Linked DNA regions of Homo sapiens: regions 1 and 3 are each linked to region 2. Evidence: chromatin loops called from intact Hi-C (ENCODE). Cell type or tissue: PC-9. All regions are shown on one strand. Each heading gives the region's core, and the rest is flanking DNA. Links, peaks and the distances in the headings are about the cores only.

Region 1 (7,444 bases), core at 1,493-6,492, 170 kb before region 2:
TCAGCCCCTCAACTAGCTGGGATTACCGGCATGCGCCACCAAGCCTGGCTAACTTTTTGCATTTTTAGTAGGCATGGGGTTTCACCATCTTGGTCAGGCTGGTCTCCAACTCTTGACCTCAGGTGATCCACCTGCCTCTGCCTCCCAAAGTGCTGGGATTACAGGTGTGAGCCACCATGCCCAGTCCCAGTTTTAATCTTTTAAAAGCAGCAGGCCAGATCAAGTACACACAATATGTTTTCCACTTAAAAACATTTTGATTGAATGCATTAGGCTACTCTCTTTTCAGGGCATTTTTAGGAAAAAGTTTTCCTGCATAACAATACTCCAGTAATGCTTCGTCCTCTAAACTGAAATTCGTGTACTAGGTGTTCTGGGTGATACCCCCAGGGCTGGCCTTGTGTAACCACCACTCAAGGCAGCAAATGGCCTGCAATCAGGACCAGGAACCTGCAGACCTTGCCTGCAGCCATGAGGCTCAGAGCTGGTTTCTGGGCCACCTTTTCTCCCAGAGCTATCTCCTCTTCTTTATGACTGTGTTATCACCACTTTACAGCTTTGTTGGAATGGCCCTATCGTACCGGTAACTTTTACAAGGTGTCTCAACTGTTTTCAGGAAATAGACTAGTTATAAATACATATAAATCTAAGGCATACATTTTGTGATTTTTATGTTACTTATCTAAATAAGGCACATTAATTTTTAATATCACCGGACACACCAAGAGTAAGAACTGTACTATTAATTAGATGTGGACACACTTGCAAAGCAGCAAGTACCCTGCTTTCCCCTGCTGTGGTCTGAATGTCCCTTCCAAAACTCATGTGGAAATCTAATTGCCATTGTGACAGCATTGGGAGGTGGGGCCTTAAGAGGTGATCTGAATGTGAATAAACTCAAATCTATTTACATTTGAGCAATTGTGGGTTGTGGCAATATTAGACAGGGCTCTGTATTGCAGGACTTTCCAAAATCTTTAATATGAAATGTGTACGAGAAGCGTAGTGCAGATTCCAAGCTTTCTGAGCATGTTTGACCTCAGAATGCTGTTTTTTTTTTTTTTTTCCAAGAACATCTATTAACACTAACACATGTCTAAGGAACAGAGCCGAGAAACACTGGCTTAGGACGCACCACGCCAAATGCTGCCCTTTATAATGACTCCCAGAGCCATGAAGGGCAGCCCATACACAAGGTCAGTGACACTTCCACAGTGGGCTCTCTGAAGAGTAAGGAATTAGGCCTCACTTCATTATTTTGGAAGTAGGTTTATGTGTACATAATATCCCCTTGTAGAGAGCAGAATGTCAGAAAGAAACTGAATTCACATTTCCCTAGATGGTTATTCTTTTCAATCTACTAATGCCAAGCCTTCAGAGAAACACAGCCGCAAAAGTAAAAAGACTGAGGCCCAAGAGCCAAGGGCTGGAAGTAGAGGAGACTAGGAATACTTTAAGGTTCTAAAAGAGCATGCGACATGTTTCTGAGAACCTCCCCACAGATACTACCCATAGTACTGTCTAGAGCGCTGCTGTCCAATAGAAATGTAATACGAGATGCATACATAATGTCACATTTTTGAGTAGCCACACTAATAAAAAAAGTAGAAAGAAACAGAAGAAATTAATCTCCTGTTTTATTTAACTCAATATGTCCCAAATATTTTCATTTCAACATGTAATTAATTTAAAAGTTATCAATGAGATTTTATTAACATTGTTTTCCTTGTCCTAAGTCTTCACAATCCAGTGTGTATTTGAGACTCACAACACATCTTAGTTTGGACTAACCATATGTGAAACACCGAACAGCCAACAATTGTGGCCCATGGCTACCCTATTAGAAGGCAATGTTCTAGAAATCACATCTATAAGAACAGCTGCAGCAATAAAATAGTTGGTATTTATTGAGTACTTCCTGGATGCCAGGCACTTTTCACTTTTCACACATTACCTTTCTGAAGTCTCAACAGCTTTAGGTGCCATCATGTTGACACTCGACAGGTGAGGAAACTGAGGCACAAAGAGATTGAGGTGTCTCCACTCAATCACACAGCCACTTAAGTGATGGAGCTGACTCTGAGGTCCCAAGAACCCACCGTGAGTATAGTCTAGAAGCCTCTCTTCAGGCCACTTTTGTTAGAGACGGAAGGAACCTTAGCTGTCATGAAGTCTAACCCCTTCTGTTCACAAGTGAGAAAACTGGGGTCTTTTACTAAGAACAAAAAACCTGTCATAGAAAAGCAAGTGAAGTTCAATCAATTGTTTAGCTGGATATAGTCAAATTAAACTTGATTAAAATATACGTAATTTATTTTAAAATTCTCATTTTGGATCTCTAAAACTTATTAATTTATACAGAGAGGAGCAACTGCATTACAGACATAAAGAGAGAGCAATAACTCATAATATATGATTAATAAACTTTATTAAATCTTAGTGAAGTCAAAGATTTGAAAATGTTGATTTCACTATTTTAAAACTAGTAGTTAAGCTGGGGTCTCCAACTCCATAACTTACTTATTCTCTTGAGTTTCTCAACTGGAGGTGATGCAGGTTTTGTGCAGTCAAAGCTTAAGCAGTTTTGGAAGCTCTTTTAAAGAAAGCTGGACTCAGGATCATGCCAGCTGGATGGCTTGTCTGCATGCCTTTCTAGATGGCCGGAATGTCTGCATCAGGACTTTCACGGAGCCAAGAGAATCACAGGGCCACGTAAACAACAAAGGCCATGAACACAGCCTTCTTTCTTAGACAATCGCAGAACCTCTGTGGACCTCGTTAAATAAGAGAGTTGGACTAAGATCCCATCTAGTTCTGAAAGAATTCATTCACTTAACAAACATTTATTGTGCCCCTGTTGTATGCCCGCTTATAGGCATAAGTGACTGAAGTTCAAGAAATTATTGTATTTTAGGACACACGAGTTATGCGGGGGGCGGCGGGAAACAAGTGTTACTGGACTCTAGCTCACAACCAGATTTGCTTTTCAAGCTGGACTTCAGTTCCAACAAGACCCTTGGTCACCTGCCCTGCCCAAATGCCAAGGGGACACCCCGCAGGTGTGCTGCTCTGTTCCAGGACTCTGGTAACTCGCTCGAAGCACCACAAATGCATGGTGACTTCTCAGCTCTGGGGATCTGGGCAGCTGCTGAGTCAGGTGCCCAGCTCCAGGCCCGTAGTGACCTCTGCCTGGCAGAAGGCTTCCTTTTCATTTCTTTTTCTAGGTTGTTAGGTATAGTAATCTAAAACCTTGGCACAAACAACATTATTTCAAAGTCCCATAAAGCAGAAACAGGCATACATTTACTGTTCACTTGTGTAATTCAAACTATTAAACACACTTTCACCCTTGGGCAGGCTGCTACCAAAAGAAAGAATAGTTCAGACTGGAGCAGCTGCCTTCTCTCCATGACAAAGCTGGGTTAGAACAAGCTGGTTTCTCTTCTGGCTCTGCAGGATTAGTGTGGTGAAGGATTTCTTTACCTAATGGCATCCTTGCATTGCCAAGACAGGAAAAAGTAAGAAGAAAAAAGAAAAGCACGTGTTTTATGTTAAATTTATGTTGTTTCTACAGCAGTGAAGGAGCCAGTTTCTAAGGCCAGGGCCCCACTGATTCCTTTCTGAGCAAGTGTCTGGGTGGGTGCATATAACTAAGGCGTCTTCACGTGGCTCTTGCTTTCACTTGGTAGGTTTTCAGGTTGAACAAGCTGAGGCAGGTGAGGTTGGAATGCTAGGCCAAGTGCAACTGGTCAGGAATGCCATCCTGCATGCTGGCTGTTGCTCTTCTGGGCACTTAGAAAGTCCAGGCAAAGGATCATTAACTGCAAAGCAAGAGGAATGAAGAACAGGACTGCATTCTTATGCAATTTTAAAGAAGATAGATAAGTTGACTTGGCTTAACCTTGGGTTTCTCAACCTTAGAACTATTAACATTCTGGGCTGGGGATTCCTCTGTATGGTGGGGGCTGTCCTATGCATTAAAGAATGTTAGCCTGGGCACGGTGGCTCACACCTGTAATCCCGGCATATTGGGAGGCCAAGAAGGGGGCGGTTCTCTTGAGGCCAGGAGTTCGAGACCAACCTAGCCAACATGGCAAAACCCCGTCTCTACTAAAAATGCAAAAATTAGCTGAGTGTAGTGGTGCACACCTGTAATCCCAGCTACTACTTGGGAGGCTGAGGCATAAGAATTGCTTGAACCTAGGAGGCAGAGGTTGCAGTGAGCTGAGATCACACCACTGCACTCCAGCCTGGGTGACAAAGTGAGACTCTGTCTCAAAAACAAAACAAACAAACAAAAAAACTTGTTTACCACCATCCCTGACCTCTACTCACTAGATGCCCCAGTGTGACAACCAAAAGGTTCTCCAAACATTGCCAGATGTCTCCCAGGTGAGATGAGGACAGGATTGTCTCAGTTAAGAGCTACTGGTTTAGACCTTAACATTCCGAAAATCTATTAACTTGATTCACAACTCAGCTCGTAGGCCATATTTCAGATACTAACATTGAGTCTACGGCCATGCCACCTTGAACGCGCCCGATCTCATCAAGTATTAACATTGAGAGCAGTGCCTTGAACATAGCAGACAGTCATTAAATAGCAGTTTGAAGGATAGGTACCATCCGATTTGAAAGAGGTGGAATATATATACTTATAGAGGGCTGTGCTTTATAACTTCAAGACATACCAATTTAACATAATACATGACACATCTAGACGTGAGAGTCTATCGTAAACACAGCGAAAGGAAATTCACAGATAGCTTCTACCTCCTCATGAAGTCATTTGCAATGCTAATTTCCATTTCCAGAGGTAAACTGAGAAAGCATCATTTGTTAAACTTGTAGATGCAAAGTCAAGACAATACGCATCTCCAGCCTCACGTGGGACCGCAAAGTTTGACCTGTTATCATTATTTTACTCAGAGATTTCTTTTGATTCCCCTATATGTTATGTCTTCTGGTTGGATAATTAAAAAAATCACCTGGTTGGTGAGCCCATATTTTCGAGCTTTATAACGACCTCGTGCACATACGTAGAGTGACCTGCATTAACCCCCTTTGCAGAGGAGACTTTTTCCCACATCCATGCTGCATGGAACTATAAGTAGAAAACAGGGGCAATCTTGCAACCATGTACCAAGTGTAAAAAAGCATAGGATACAAAGGATGTGGGTCACAGAACCAAATGGACATGGATTTTCTTGTCCGTGAAATTCCATTTTCTTTCTTTAAGTAGTTCCTCATTTAGCACCTATGGTCTTCCCAGCCTTGTGCCAGCTCTGGGAAGGTTCAATCAGACAGCAAGGATGTAACTTCTACCTCTTGTCATTACTGGATAACCACCAGTTATTTGACTTTTACAAGACATGTGTGGAGCAAACTGACTCTTCATGGTGTTTCTTGAGGTTACCAGTTAATAGCTGTTTCCAAGGTAAATGAAAGTCAAACTTATTTTTCTTTGATGTAATCTTTAATGGTTGTCATGGTTAAGACTTTTTATCAGGCACTTAAAATCACTTTATCATATTTCATGCAAAAATAATCATTTCTTTTAATTACTAAGGGGACTCAGAAGATCATATATTACTCTGACCTGCCTGTCAATTTATACTAACTTGAATTTAAAATACATATACAGAGAAAGAAATATATGTCTCTGAGCTTTTTGGTGCTGGTGAATGCTGCAGAAAATTCTTAGATCCTTCTATATGAAGAGGTTTAATTGTGATTACATGAAGTTAAGGTATAGTTTTCCTTAACAATGATTCAAGTTTTAATCCAAGTACTGTTTCCTTAAACAGTACTTTTAAACTAATGTACTTTAAGGATGAATTATCTGAAAAGTAAAATAAGTAAGAAAACACTTGTCACGCTCACCTGTTTCAGATAAGGCCTATTCACTCCTTTGGACATAACTGTTTTTCTAGGTATTACAATTGAAGTATACAAAAGGCCAATGAGAAAACTTATGAATTAAGATCATTATAATCTAATCATTCACTAGTTTAAACATGTTTGTTTTTAAATACATTGATGCTCGTTAGCAAATAAAGATGTGTTAGGGCTGCAGATGTGTATTTGAATGCAACGGTGCCTACATATATATGTTTGTGGCATGCAGTCAATGTATTTATCTGGTGTCCACTCTGTACATGGTACGATGTGTATGGGCTGGATAAATGGCACCTTGGGCTCACTCCACGTTTTTATGTAAAACTTCTTACTTCTTTTTTTTTTGCGATGGAGTGTCGCTCTTTTGCCCAGGCTGGAGTGCAATGGCGTGATCTCGGCTCACTGCAACCTCTACCTCCCAGGTTCAAGAGATTCTCCTGCCTCCGCCTCCCGAATAGCTGGGATTACAGGCATGTGCCATCATCCAGCTAATTTTTGTATTTTTAGTAGAGACGAGGTTTTGCCATGTTGGCCAGGCTGGTCTCGAACTCCTGACCTCAGGTGATCCACCCGCCTCAGACTCCCAAAGTGCTGGGATTAAAGGCATGAGCCACTGCGCCTGGATTTTATGTAGAATTTCTATCCATCATCACTGACTCTGACACCACCTGTGTACTGCTAATGCACTTATTTACAGGAGACACACAGATTAAATTTACAGAGTCCTCTACTGCTGTGATCCAGAGTGATATTTTTAGCTTGCGGAAAGATCATCAAGTTGTCAGGGTTTCTGTGATTTCCACATAGGACTCCACATACTATTTCTTGCATAGCTAATTTTATTCTTAAATAAATTACAAACATCTTCTGATGTAGATGCAGTAGCTTTCACCTGATAATTATTGAAATGTAGAGTGGAATTCTAAATGTTTCAATGACCTCTTACCTAGTTAATTGAGTAAAGTATATACAAGGTTAAAATTTTCTTGTGTTTCTATAAACAAGATCAGATAAACATCCAGTGCCTATTTAATGTTAACCTGAGATTTTCTGGGAAAAAGGCATGTTGTCACAAAAACAGTAGTTCAAAAAACATGTTTATAAGTAGACACTGAGAAATAAAAGCAAGAAAAGTCTTTCCCCAGTCATTTCATAACCCAATGATAAAATGCAGAGTAAGAGTTTAGATAAGCACTTTAAAATATTACTTTGTAATATTTTCAACCAGCTCTGAAATAAAAATACAGCAATGAGTAAAATAAATTGCCTAGGTTTAATCTGTCCATTTTATATTAACCAAAGCTCCTTGCTAATGGAAAGAATTTTCCAGTTATATCAGAGGACTATAATCATGCAGATCTTCCAACCCCACCTTCCTCCTATTAATTATCCCTAAATTCTACTTGACTTTAGCTGCAGGTCTCAGGATTAATATCGCTTTGAAAAAATGTAGGATATGAATACTGTCATTCTGCAGAAAGTTTATAGGCAATATAGCTACAGAGGCATAATCCACTTTTCATATTTTTCTTGAGGCTGCGGGTGG
Region 2 (7,146 bases), core at 2,147-7,146:
TCTAGCAAACAGCCAGGCTGTGTGGAAATAGTATCTCTCTGGAGCAAGGGGCAGGCTTGTTTTCTGTGCAGTGTGATAAAGATGATGTCTCCTTTGGGGAAAAGGCAAGTAGGTTTACTTACAGGTCCCTTATAAAAGATGGGGGTTTCCTGAGCTTGGGGTTCTTTGGCTGTGATGTATGCACAACATCACTTGCTTGCCTCTTCATTCCCCTATGGAAATTGCGGGGTGAGGGGATTGAAACAAACACAGAGCTCATGCTGCCTGCTGTGCTGTGAGCAAAAAAAGTTGTCTATGACCTGGGAGTCTTGTATCTCCTGCCAGCATCCGTGAAAATGTGGCAGGCTAACCTGTTTGTCTGCAAGGAGAGTAAAATTTCAGACCTTTTGTCATTCTTGAAAGAGATATACTTGGCTTCATCTAGTGTTGCTACTATGTTTGCAATACAATCCCAAACCTAGATTCTGAGTTTAACAGTATCCTAGACAAGTACCAAGATATAATAGGCCTAAATTGCATAAGTTGGACAATGACCAAACAGCTCTCTTCATTCCCCCTCTGCCTAGGGTGTGGGCTTCACACTATTACCTCCCAAGTAGTCCAGGAGCCTCAGCTTCGATTTGGGGCAAAGAGTCTTGGCCTGTGTTTTTCTGCAGCAGAATAGTCCCTGGAGAGGAGGTTGTGCCAGTTCCCAAACACTGACCAGTGTAACTCAAAATGAAATACTCAATGGCTGATAAGTGATTTGTGTTGATGGTGCTCCCAAAATGGGTAGAATAATAACTCAGCACGGAGTTCTCTTCCATGCACTTCAAGAAATGTTCTTGATCAGCTTCCAACATTGAAGAATGAGGTGTCTCCATTTCCTCTTCCCTATAATCCTCATAGTCTCTGGCCCTGTTTTTTAAACAATCTTTCTCCTTAGGCTTTCATCTAGTCTCTTATACTGAGAAGAAGTGTTACTGTCCAACCATGCATCCAACTCACCACCCTTCGTTTTGGCTCTCATACAACAGACTCACTTCTTGGCCATGTGGCCTGGAGTAGCAGAGTCTGGATACACTGGGGTACATTTGAAAAGATTTAAAGAAAGTTTTTTCAACTTATTTTCCAGTCATATTTGTATTTCCAATCCAGCGTCTTCTTCCGACATTTGGAACCATCTATTCAGCTGTATGATGGACATCTTCACTTGGGTGCCCTCAGGAATCTAAAGCTCAAATGCAGGAGATGCAGCTCCCTGTGTTCACACTCAACACACTCCTCCCCACTTTGTGGACTCTAAACCAGTGATTGACATTCAGGCCTATTCAAAATAGATTGTGTGTCAGCTCTCACTGAAAGAGGGTGATTAGAAATGCTAATGTCAAGTTCCCTTTGAATCTTCTGAGTGCAAAAGGGAACTAAACAACAAATGTAGTACTTGGCTTTCAGAACTTTGTCTTAATGAATGAAAATGAAAGACACACACAGTGAATATTTTTCCACTTGGGAGGATTTATGTGTATTTTATTTATCTCAAGTTGCAACTAACAATTTTGATGGTTCTTATTGTAACTCTCCTCAGTGACTATAGTATAAGACAACTCCAATTTTTAGAGGGGAAAAAAAGATTTGCAGTAAGAAACATTGTGTTCACTGCCTCTTACCTCTACTTGTGACTCATACTTAACAACATTAAAAGTAATGTATATTTGCAGGTTTCAGGCAAGGAATAGACTCTATTAGGAATTCCATCCCAAAAATATATTAAGAAATATTTGTACTTATTTGAGTTCTTTCTGTGGATTCTTATTTTGAATATAATTAACATAGTGCAAGCTGAGAGGCCTGTTTGGCATTACTAACACTGGCTGATGGGTATCGTCATTGGTTCTGATAAGATAATTGTTTTAATAAAAAATTGTTTTAAAAAATAAAAGTGCAAAAAAAGTAACTATTTTGCTAACAAAACGTTGTGAATTTTAAAATGTCATATTAAGGTGTGCTGGCCTCAATGGAAGAGTAATAAAACAGCACGAAGTTTAGGGATACATTAGTCAGAAACTCCTTTGACCTTGCCCTTCAGGAACAAACTCATGTCACAGGAAAAAAAAGAGCAAAACGAATTGAATAAAAGCCAAATAACTTAGTCAAATTTTGGTGTTTTTCCTCTTTCCTACTGCTAGAAAAACCACCCTTAAAATTTTGCTAAAATGTAATTAAATAACAGTTGATACCTCTAAGGGAGGAGACCACCCCTCATATTGGCTTATGCCCAATTTCTGCCTCCAAAGAAAGAAGAAGTAAAAACTAAAAGGCAGAAATGAAATCCACAGGCAGACAGCCTGGCGCCGTGCCCTGGGCCTGGTTAAAGATTGACCCCTGACCTAACTGGTTATGTTATCTATAGATTCCAGACATTTTATGGAAAAGCACTGTGAAAATCCCTGTCCTGTTCTGTTCCGTTGTGATTGCCGGTGCATGCAGCCCCCAGTCACATACCCCCTGCTTGCTCAGTTGATCACGACCGTCTCACACAGACCCCCTTAGAGTTATAAGCCCTTAAAGGAGACAGGAATTGCTCACTTGGGGAGCTCGGTTTTTGGAGACGTGAGTCTTGCCGAAGCTCCTGGCCGAATAAAGCCCTTCCTTCTTTAACTCGGTGTCTGAGGGGTTTTGTCTGCTGCTTGTCCTGCTACACCTCTACCTACACTGAGATTTTTTTGCTGCACAGACCTTCAAGCTTCAGAAGTTTACAACAGTATTGGAATAAAAACACAAAAGATATGCCTCTGATGTCATTCTCAACACCAGAGCACCGTCTATTACATTGCTCTCCTGTCTTGTGTCTTATTCCCCAGTATTAAATCCCTTCATTTTTCTCTATGTAATCACTGAAGTGGTCTTTCTAAATGTGGAATTTACTGTATCACTTCTCTACTTATAAACTGCTGTGGCTCTTGATTAGTCATAAGTTAAAGAGCAACTTCTAAGTATGTCATTCAAAGTCATTCACAAGCAAGGCCTAACCTATTTCCAGCCTCATCTCCTGACCCCACCTCCCCCAACACCTGGGCTTCACCATATCCCACAGTTATGCTTTAGTGCCCAGCCTTCCCTGAATCTCCACACCCCCCATGTCAGTTCCGTGGCCCTGTGCTCTCTGGGCCTGGGCTCTGACCTCTCTTCCTCAACTACAGACTATCTATCGCTGAAGATCCTCTAAGGTTCTGCTCAAATGTTACCTCTCAGCCGGGCAGTCCCTCTCACCCCCAAGGAAGAGTAAATTGCTCCATCTCTTAGCCTCCCTTGAAACATTGCATTTCTACTAGCGGGGTGTACACATCACATAACATTGTTGAAATGTGTGAGTTGTCCGTACTATGATTTGTCTATCTCCTGGTATCTCCTAGAAGGAATTTTTGTTTCTCGCTCGCAGGGTGTAAATTTGTTTTTATATAAAAGTTGTGACCAAGTATCTTAATAGCATTTATTGAATATTACCAGACAGAGTTATTCAATCATTGTTCTCTCATTTATTAGGTCTATAATTTGGGTAAATTTCTTTATTTTTCTGAGTATCATGCTTACTCATCTCTATAAATAGAAATGCCAAGATAAATGGGCAAATGGGTGAATCTAGTGGGCCTGGGACTTGAGCAGAAATGACACTTTATGACTTCCAAGGCTAGGTCATAAAAAGTCAGAGTTTCCTCTTTTTCCTGTCTCTGAGGACACATGCCTTGGAAGCCCTTAGGTGACATATAAAAGATCAGCTACCCTGAAGCATGCTAGAGAGACCACATGGGGAGGCCACATAAAGATAGCGATATCCAAGAAGCCCTAGCTACTATAACCTGCAGCGGTTTGAATTTTCCAAGTATAACCCACCAAAAATATGAATGAGTGAGCCCTTAAGTTATTTCAGTTCTAACTTTTGAGTAACCCTAGTCGACATGGAATAAAGCAAGAGTGAACAGTCTCTTTGGCAGAAGTTCTGCCAAATTGCAGATTCATGAGCAGAATGAACATTGTCATAGAGCACTAAGTGTTGTGATTTTTAATACAATCCTCCAAAATTATTATTGCATATGTGTTTTATAATTGAGAGCAATTAATATGCTTCTTTAATTTTGAAATTCTTAGTTTAAAATTATATGATACTGGTAGACAATTTCCAGAATTTTGGCATAATAACCTACATGTACCCTCTCCCTAGTGAAACAACCTAATTGGTGAAACTGAGAAAAGAAACCCAAACATTTTAAATCTTTGGAACTTGTTCTATGGGCATACAGCATAAAAAGAAACATTTATTTAAGAAAATCTACCAAATTTTGCTAAGAACAGTGAAATTTGAGCTACTTCCTGTTCTTTCTTTCCCCATCCAGCTCAGCAAAATGACAGCTCTACTCTGCATAGATGCAGGCAAGATCAAAGCTCTTTCCCATCGGCCAAGAACATAGGCCTTGTATGACTGTTCCAAATAAAGTCAGTCCCTTAAGTATCTCCATGAGAAGTATCTCTATGAGAAGGGCAAGCTACCAGCTCAGTGCTACAGAGACTCTGTTTGAGGCAAGAACAATGAGAGGTCTGGGGCTTCCTTTCTCCACCCAGCTCCCACTCATACCCCAGGTATGGCAGGCCAAGAATACTGGGGCCCTAACTGCCCTCACCTGTAGCTTAGAAAGCCAAAGGTTCCTCACAAAAGGAGGCAAGTTGAGAAGACCAGAGGCTGCTGCCTCAATCCAGTGCCCTGCTTGCGAAGCAGGGGTGCCACTCAGAGAAGTAAGCCACTATCCTGGTCCCTACCTCCAGAGCAGCGACACAACGGTTTTGCCCAACTAGATACGTTGGTCCTAAGAGGAGAAAGCTCGAAAGCTCCACTTAAGGAACTGACTTTATTTGGAACAGAAAGTAAGGGAAATTCGAGCCTAAGGGCTTTCTGGGAAACAGTGGAGGTAAGCAGTGATTGTAAGTAATTAAGAGAGGGCTGGTAGTTCCATGACAGGAGCAAGCTGCACTACAAACAAGGTGGAACTTTGGCAGAGAAAACCAGGAAACAGACAGCTAAAAAGAGCCCTCCTGTGGTTGGAACAAACCTCAACAGTGGCCTCAAAGATAGGAAGCAATTTAGGCCCAAGGGCATCATCAAAAACAATGGAATAATCAGCTAGCAATTGATGGAAGCTATAATAATAGCTAGATATAATACTGAGACAAGCAGACAGCTTAACAGAATGACTGGGAAGGAGAAAGTCAAAAACAGCCCTGCTAAATTCACCATTATCCCTGGTGACTATGCACATGGCCAAGGCCACATCCTCTGAAGAGTGACTGAGAAATTGCACAGTACAAAAATATAGACTTTCTTAAATAGTTCAACAAGGTCACTAAACACATAAAAAAAAAAACAACAACTCTACTGGGGCGTGTGTGTGTGTGTGTGTGTGTGTGTGTGTGTGACTATTCACTGTTGCTACAATAGTGTATCTAAAATGATATTTTTAACAAAAAATCACAAGATTTGCAAAAGCAAAAAAGGAAATCAATCTATATACAAGAAAAAAAGCAGGCAACACCAACTGCCTTTGAGAGAGTTCTGTTTTAAAATTTAGCAGACAAAGACCTCAAAGAAGCTATTATAAATGTGCTCAAAGGGGCTGGGCATGGTGGCTCGTGCCTGTAATCCCAGTACTTTGGGAGGCCAAGGCAGGCGGATCATAAGGTCAGGAGTTTGAGATCAGTCTGGCCAAAATGGTGAAACCCCATCTCTACTAAAAATACAAAAATATTAGCCAGGCGTGGTGGCACATACCTGTAATCCCAGCTACTTGGGAGGCTGAGGCAGGAGAATTGCTTGAACCCAGGAGGCAGAGGTTGCAGTGAGCCGAGATCATGCCACTTCACTCCAGCCTGGGCAACAGAGCAAGACTCCATCTCAACAACAACAACAACAACAACAAAAATGTGCTAAAAGAACTAAGGTAAAAAAGGCAAAGGGGTAAAGGGAAAGGAAAAGGTAAAATAAAAATGAAAAGGTAGAGGGCATAATGACAATGTCTTATCACTGTGAAATAGAAAATATCATTTCTGTATCTCACAAGAATAAAGTTAGTATAAATCCCAAGGATATTCTGACAAGTTAAGATGTATGTGGTAAGCCCAGCATACATAAAATAATTAAATATATAATAAAAAGGAACTAAAAGTTGCATAAGTTCATTAAAGGAAATAAAAGTCACACTAGAAAAATATTTACTTAATGCAAAAAAGCGATAAATGAGAAAAAGTAGAATAAAAATGACACGAGAAATATAGAAAAAAGAAAGATAAAATGTAAGATATAAATACAGTTTTATCAATAATAAAAATAAATGTGAAAGGATTAATTATGCTGATCAAAAGCATAGATTGACAGTCCAGATATAGAAAGATCTGTCTTAGTTCATATGGGATACTATTACAAAATACCATAGACTGGGTGGCTTATAAACAACAGAAATTTCTCACAATTTTGGAGGCTTGATAGTCCAGGATGAAGCTGCCAGGAGATAGAGTGTCTGGTGATGGCTTGCTTCTTTATAGACAGCTGTCTTCTCATCATAACCTCATGTGATGGAAGGGAGAAGGAGTCTTTCTTCAGCCTCTTTATAAAAGAGTACTAATCCCATTTATGATGGCTTTACCCATGTAACATAATCACCTCCAAAAGACCCCAATTACTAATACTACCACCTTGGGAGTTAGGATTTCAACATAAGAATTCGTGGGGGGACAAAAACATTCAGATTATAGCAAAATCCACCTTTATGTTCACTACAGGAAATGCACTTCAGATTCAAAGATGCAATTAGGTTTAATTAATAACAATTTCATTTATTAATACAATAGCATCAAATAATCAAATACTTAGGAATAAATTTAACAAAAAAGTAAAAGACTTCTACATTCAATAATACAAAACATAACTGAAAGAAATCAAAGTCGATCTAAATAAATGGTAATCCATGTCATACTTACAGATTGGAAGACTTAATATGGTTAAAATGGCAATATTCCCCAATGTTCTCCAAATTGATCTACAGATTCACCACAATCCCTATGAAAATCACAGCTACATTTTTTGCATACATTGATAAGCTGATCCTGAAATTCATATGG
Region 3 (7,444 bases), core at 1,493-6,492, 120 kb before region 2:
GATTTCTCTTCTTGGGTGGGGATGGGGGCACTTTTTCAGACTTCTTGGAAAACCATGGGGAGACTAAATGCTAATGAAATTGCACTGCCTATTTCTCATAAAAAAGCTAATTAAATTACTTTAAATGTTTAGCTGTAGTTGAAATAAAAATCACAGAGATGTCAGAATTTACAATTAAACTAATAGAGATTAGAAAAAGTGCACACATAATACAATGTTAATTACCAATCCAATAGGAGCCTTAATATTTTTGATTTGTTAGGTATATAAATTACAGTAATCTATTTGAGAGGGCTTAAAGTCAATGTGGTATTTAAAAGATATTTAACACCTATCTAATATAAAAATATAAAAGTAAATGGAGCCTAATTCATATATTTTAAAAAGCTATGATGGAAAAAGATAGCAGAGAATGACAAGAGAATAATCTAAACCAAATTATAAATGACAGTGAAGAGTGAAGCAAACGGCCTCAAAATAAATGGACACGAGGCTGGGGGCTCGCATCTGTAATGCCAGCACTTTGGGAGGCCAAGGCAGATGGATTGCCTGAGCTCAGGACTTCAAGACCAGCCTGGGTAACATAGTGAAACCAAAAAATGCAAAAACATTAGCTGGGCGTGGTGGTGGGTGCCTGTGGTCCCAGATACTTGAGACGCTGACATGGAGGATGGATGGTTTGAGTTCAGGATGTGGAGGCTGCAGTGAGCTGAGATTGCACCACTGCACTCCAACTTGGGTGACAGAGTGAGATCCTGTCTCAAATAATAATGATCGTAATAAAAAATGGACAAAAAGTGTGAATGTTTAACTCAAATAGGAGTAAAACAAATAGAGATTAAAAATATTTTTCTTTCTTAGGAAACAGAGAAGAGGAAACTTAAATTATTTTTTAGTAATATATATATAAATATGTAAATATGTTATATATATAATATATGTTTATATAATGCTGGTGAGGTCAAGATGAAACTGGACATATTCCTTGCTGGTAACTTTCTAAATTTTTGAGACCAATATGGAAAAAACTTCAGGATCCACAAAAATGTATCCTTGGGCCCACTGAGTATACTATTAAAGCTATTATTTAGGAATAGTCCAAATACTAAAGCTAATGCTCTGCTAACTTTTCAGTACATGACTTAAATCTCCTTTCATCATGAGTTTGCACATCTGAATCCACTTCAGGATGTGCACTGTGGCAACGAAAATAAATTTTTTTTATCAAAAGTAATTTTAAGCATGTGTTTCAATATTGTAGATTGTATTAGGTTAATTATTGGCATAGAGATAAATTTATCAGAATTATTTGTTCATTTTCCTTACTTTAAACTAAAAGATCAGTTTTTAAAATACTGCAAACCAACTTAATGACCAAAAAAGAGGTAATGGATAGAAAGAAAGATAAATGGAGAGTTGATACAGACAACTTGAATTTGGGGTAAATGAATGAAAGTATTGTTGAAAACACTTTTAACTATGTATTCTGCATTGGTAATAAATTCCACCTAAGGCAATGACAAAAATATTACTAGTAAAGTCTAATATATTTTCTAGTTATGGGTGTTCAACCTGACAGTGTCAAACAAATATAGCATTTTAAAATAAATTCTTTTTATCACATTTCAGGCTTTTAAGTTAGTAAATTTATAAGTAACTGTTTTGGTGTTTCTATGTATGAATTGTTCATATTAGTGTTGAAACATGCATTCAGTCCCAGCTTCACCACAGTTTACCAGCTAAGGTATTATCAAACTTTTTTTTTAATCTTAGCAAATGTGAAAAGATTGCTTAAGCATTCATTTCTATTAGTTTTTGTTTGTTTGATTGTTTTAGATTTCTTAGCTGTTTAAGCAAAGAAAAGAGGGAAACTAAATCCCAGATACTAAACATGAAGAATAAGAAGTTCAGGACTCTTTCACTTACAAGTGACAGAAAAACAAAATATCCAGAATTGGCTTAAGCCAAAAAGAGAGAGAGAGAGAGAATTTACAGGCTCCATTTCTAAAAGCCTAGAGCGAGTGGCAGGTGCAGCTTGTGACAGCCTGTGAGCCAAATCTGGCCTCTGCCTGATGGAGGGCCAGCCAGCTAAGGATGGTTCCTACACCTCTTCAATGGTTGGGGGAAAAAAATCAACAGAAGAACAGTTTTTCAGAGCATGTGAAAATTCAAATGTCACCGTCCATAAACAAAGTTTTATTGGACATAGCTCTGCTCTTTTGTTTACACATTGTGCTGCTTTCATGCTAGGATAACAGAGCTGAGGAGTCGCAACAGAGACCGCATGGCCCACATGGTCTAGAAGATTTACTAGTTGGCCCCTTAGAGAGAAAGTCTGTGGCCCTGCCCTGGAAGCTCAATGGTGCCAGCACTGAGCTACATCCACTGGCATCTTTCTACTTGCCCCCACTGACTTCCTGTGTGTCGGCTCCATTTTCATACTGTGTGGGCAAGAGGGTGGCAGCATCACACATGAGCTTCTGGCCCACTCAGCAGGGGAAAGGGGAAGGAGAAATTCTCTTTCCCACTCAGCGCAAAGAACCGAGATTGAGTCCCATTGGTCTGGCTTGGATGTGGTGTCTGTCTCCATGGCAGAGTGCTCTGATGGTCCAGGAGTGGGTCACTCACCACTCCTGGAGCTGGGAACCCACCTGTCACTCCCCAGTCTCATAGATTGAGCAGGGGTCAAGGCAGAAGTCGATCATGCAGGGACACATAGACCATGTTAAAACTTGAAGTTTTATTCTATATTTAGTGGGATCATGTAATCAGATTTATATTTTAAAAAGATGTCTCTCCTGGCAACATAGAGAATGAACTGGGGGGGCGCAAGAGTGGAGGTGGAGAGGCTAATCAGGGGTGGTTCTGCTGGAAAAAAAACAAAAACAAAAACAAAACAGATAGTTTATTTAACCAGGATGGTGGCTAGAGAGAAAGAGATATGGGCAAAGTCTAGAGAAGCTTAGAAGTTTTAAATGGATAGGTTTACATCTGAGGATTGAGGGAGAGGGAGATAATGAGAATGCATACTGCATTTCTGGCTGGCACAAGTGGGTAGATGGGCTCATTCTCAAGTTGGGACTACTGAAGAAAATGAGGATCAAGATGATGAATTTGTATTGGAAATCCTTACATTTGGGCTTCTCTTGAAATATGCAAGAAGCAATGCCAAGTAGGCAGTAAGAAAATCAAGTCTGAAGCTCAGAGGTGTGGTGTAGGATGGAAAATAAAATTTTAAACAGTCATCAATCTGTCAATAATATTTAAAGTCAGGAGAATGAATGAGTTTATGGGGAGGGGGGATGCAGGGGGAGAGGAGAGAGATGGAGAGAAAGAGAAAGAGGAAGTCTCACATTGATCTTGGAAACCACATTTATGACTGAGGTGGAGGAGGATGAAGTGGCAAGTAAGATTGAGATGAAGCAGACAGATAGGTAAGGAAGACGGGGAAGCCCAAGGTAAACAATGATTCACAAAGGCGGAAGTGCTCAGAATGCCAATGCTGCTGAGAAGCCACGGAAGAGAAAGATAAAGTATTACCCATTGGATTTGATTATGTTGAAGTCATTAGTGACCTTAGTGAGTGCTGTTTTGGGAAAGTTTGGGGGTGGAAGAAAGATTTAAGTGGGCTGAAGACTGACTCAGATCCTGTTTTTATGGGACTCTTGTCTTTTGATTCTATGTTTTTATGATTCCACGTCTGCTCTTTGAACCTGGTCTCTCTGTTTTGACGTTCAGACTTGACTCAGCCCCAATCTACAAGGTTTTGCTCCAATCTTAATTATTCCCTTTGGAACCCAATTATTGGTTCTGGCCCACTGAGCATCCCTGACAACACATGAGCTAGCCTTTAAGTGAGAGTAATTGAAGCTTACCCATCCAAGTCATGGCATGTGAAGCTCAGGCTTCAGCTCAGCTTACCACTAATTGCATAAAACTGGAAAGTTACTCAACCTCAGTTTCTTCCTCAGTGAAGTGAGACCTAATCACTCCTGTTTTACTATATCATTGTGAAAATTAAAGCTCTTGGTACATGATGGTTGCTCAATCAATGTTGGTTACCTCCTTCCACCTTTCCTGTCCCTCTGATAAATGAATGTCCTTGTATCTATCTTTCTGTGGAGCATTTGTAGATTGAAATGAGTATTTCTAAAGTGATGTATTGTAATCAAGGAATGTAAATGCTTCTCAGTGACATTTCTTTATTCATCCAACATTTATTTATCAAGCACCTTCCATGTGACAAGCACAGAGCTCGGATGGGCAGCCAACCATGAACAAGAAGGACACGGCCACGTGCCACATGCACGGGAGGTAGGCAAGTGTGGAACACAGGAGAGTCATGAAGAACATGACTGTGAACTGTGATAGGCACTGGGAAGGAAACAGCAGGGGCTGAGAAACAGAATGAGGGCCTCAGGATGCTTCAAGCGAAGCCATGGAGGAAGGTTTTTCTGAAAATTTGATGTATAAGCTGCTATCTAAAGGGCATGATGGAACCAAGGGCAGTCGTCCTTCTTGGCATTCATTGATAGATGGAGCTATCTGTGGAGACCCCCGAGAAGCTACGGAGGTGCAGGTGTATTCGCCTCTACATTGATTCTACATCTGGGTGGCTATGCATTCACTAACTTATAATGTTTTTCTTTCCTTTTCATCATCTGCCAGGTGAGCAAGTCAATCATCACCTTTTAAACACTTGAGATTTCTAATCTATTTGTGGCTGAGAAATCTAACAATTGTGCTGGTTAGAATTACATAAGGATGACATTGGCTTTGGATGAGGTCTCTCCTGTGAGTGTCGTAAACCAAACTTCAGAGCCTGAGCTGTGTACTAGTGCACTCATTAAACTTCTCAGAGACCAGTTTTGTTCCTGAGATCTTGGTTAAGTTCTGGACAAGTGAGGTTCTAGGTAAGTGGCCTCTGGGCAAGTGAGGTGTTGCTGTGCAATCCTAAGCAATTATGACACAGGTTACCTTTGTAAATTAGGTGGCCAAAATCTGTAGGGCCCTAGGGTGTACGGGATTCACTGTAGGCCTGGGAGAGCCCTGGGCAAATGGACTGACGAGCTCTCTATCTGATGTGGTTTTCTGTCCCTCCACTGATGACTGCCCCTTCTCCCATGCGATAAGGTGTTCCTCCCTCGTCACCCAAATGAGGATCTCTATCTTTGCATTCTCCAGGACAGACACCCCAGCTTAGGAGCATTGTGTTTGATGTAAAAGGAAATGGGGTGGAAAAATATGCAAGTGTCTCATCTCTCCTGTCAAGTGCATGGCTACTTGGTAAGCACTGATTTAGAAACTTGGAGATCTTTTCCATGTATTTGACCTTCAGCTTGACTGGGCACACAGGAGAAGGAACAGAAGAAGAGTGTTTTTATAGCAACTTATCTTCCAGGGATGTCACTGTTTCAACTGAAATTAACTTTCCCCTCCCACAAGAGAGTTTGATGGTGGGTAAAAGGGAAGCAAATTCTAAAATGATTTTGTCTTTAAAGAGAATCAAGAGTGATTGTGGTTCCGAGGTCAGGAGGTCGAGACCATCCTGGCTTACACGGTGAAACCCCGTCTCTACTAAAAATACAAAAAATTAGCTGGGCGTGGTGGCAGGTGCCTGTAGTCCCAGCTACTTGGGAGGCTGAGGCAGGAGAATGGCTTGAACCTGGGAGGCAGAGCTTGCAGGGAGCTGAGATAGCGCCACTGCACTCCAGCCTGGGCGACAGAGCGAGACTCCATCTCAAAAAAAAAAAAAAAAAAAAAAGGAGTGATTGTGTTTCTTGCCTCTTTGTTATAGTATCTCTAACACAGGAGTCCTTTTTTATCATTGTAGATTACATCCTCTACCCCAAGAATGCCACCCTGCTTCAGATCACTCCACTCCAGGGCCTACTGGAGAGACAGAAGAATGTGGGAGAAATGCGAGCTTGAGATGATTTTGCTCTTGTTATTAAAATGCTCTTCTCATTGTGTGGTAAAATTACAGAAAATGTCTTTCTCTTCAGAAAACAAAGACTTCAGCCCCAAAGAGGGCCCAAGAGAGTTTTAGGACAAATTTGCATCTCTCTGGCAGGAACTATGTATGAATTCAAGACAGAAAAGGAATATTTACATAATGTATACTATATTTCTGTTATAGCTTTCCAGAGAGCTCCCTAGCAAGAACTGGGAAGAGGTATGAGGGGCAAGAAAGCTCCAAGCAGCCTCCCCTACTGAAAGCTAATTGTAGTGGCACTGATTGAAAGGTGGTGGAAGTTGTAGAAAGCCCTAGAGAGCAATCAACAGGCTTAGGGCAGGCTGACCCCAAGACCTTGGGTCACTGTGTGGCTTTGAGCAAATTGCGTAATCTATTTTGGCCCTAATTCTCTCTTTTTAAAAATGAGATTGCACACCAGCAACTGTTGTTGCTCTTTCAGCTTGGAAGTGCTGTCTTTGTGGGTAAATAAGGCATTTTTAAGGCTAGTCTAAATTTACAAGTGAACCTGTGGAGGCCCTGGAAATACACTTACATATTTCACATAGGACTACTGTAGTCACTACAATGAGAAAGAATTTCACTTCCTGCATTGGATCGGGTGGATTAGAGTTGGTGCATATAAAGCAGCTATGACATGAAAATATTCCACAGATGGTAGTCATTGTTATTTTTTTTTTTATTTTTTTTTTTAGATAGAGTTTTGCTCTTGTCGTCCAGGCTGTAGTGCAATGGCGCAATCTCAGCTCACTGCAACCTTCACCTCCTGGATTCAAGCAATTCTCCTGCCTCAGCCTCCCAAGTAGCTGGGATTACAGGCGCCCACCATCATGCCCAGCTAATTTTTATACTTTTAGTAGAAACAGGATTTCACCGCATTGGCCAGACTGGTCTCGAACTCCTGACCTTAGGTGATCTGCCTGCCTCGGCCTCCCAAAGTGCTGGGATTACAGGCATGAGCCACCACGCCCAACCTTGTTATTGCTATTGTGACATTTATAATTAAGATGACATTTTGTATAAAGTCATCACATAAATTGTACATGGAGTTAATGACAACTTTGAAAACAAGACCCCTTTACAGAGAGGGAAAACGCTGAAAAGAAATGTACTCTTAAAAACATGGTTGTATTTGTACAATGGCACTAAGAAGTGATTGTTTTCTTTTTTCTACTTCTCTGCATTTTTATGTTTTTGTTTAAAGAGTATTTACTGCTTTACGATCAATAAACACTAGTTTATTTTGAAATACTTTGTATTTAAGCACAAGGTGAATTTCTTCCTAGGTCCAACAGTCATAGTAGCAAAATTATTACAGCACCCTGGACATTTTAGTGAATTTTAAGAAAAGCTTCACATCTATTTCTAAAAATTTGCATTAGATATTTAATTTCTACACCAAAAACTTGCTTTCAGTAAAAAAAAAAAAAAAAAAAGAAAGAAAGAAAGGAAGAAAAAAAAACGGAGGCA

Evidence for each region. Hi-C counts contacts between places; a loop is a spot of excess contacts. Peaks named below come from ENCODE experiments on the same cell type or tissue, not always from the same donor. Only the 100,000 strongest peaks of a DNase experiment are listed, where the experiment ranks them.
Region 1: it touches region 2 in a loop (2.6-fold over the local background); 2 of 110 quality-filtered maps call a loop at or near these places.
Region 3: it touches region 2 in a loop (2.5-fold over the local background); 4 of 110 quality-filtered maps call a loop at or near these places.

Annotation. Positions count from the first base shown.
Region 1 is chr7:55,040,210-55,047,653 of GRCh38, reverse strand. All of the region lies in intron 1 of EGFR (epidermal growth factor receptor), which reads right to left. Among named protein-coding and RNA genes, the nearest start is that of EGFR, 25 kb to the right of the region's middle. In PC-9, for the core only: no CTCF peak of the experiment used is centred there; a DNase peak (open chromatin) is centred at 3,763; H3K27ac peaks cover 3,849 bases.
Region 2 is chr7:54,875,782-54,882,927 of GRCh38, reverse strand. No RefSeq gene overlaps it. Among named protein-coding and RNA genes, the nearest start is that of SEC61G-DT, 120 kb to the right of the region's middle. In PC-9, for the core only: CTCF peaks have their summits at 4,852 and 5,054; a DNase peak (open chromatin) is centred at 5,037.
Region 3 is chr7:54,992,198-54,999,641 of GRCh38, reverse strand. LOC105375284 (a long non-coding RNA gene) reads left to right here. Exons shown (of 4, transcript XR_007060329.1): 2 at 4,230-4,913; 3 at 5,185-5,286; 4 at 5,834-5,983. Among named protein-coding and RNA genes, the nearest start is that of EGFR, 23 kb to the left of the region's middle. In PC-9, for the core only: CTCF peaks have their summits at 3,717 and 3,951; DNase peaks (open chromatin) are centred at 3,471, 3,961 and 4,861; H3K4me3 peaks cover 1,686 bases; H3K27ac peaks cover 4,425 bases.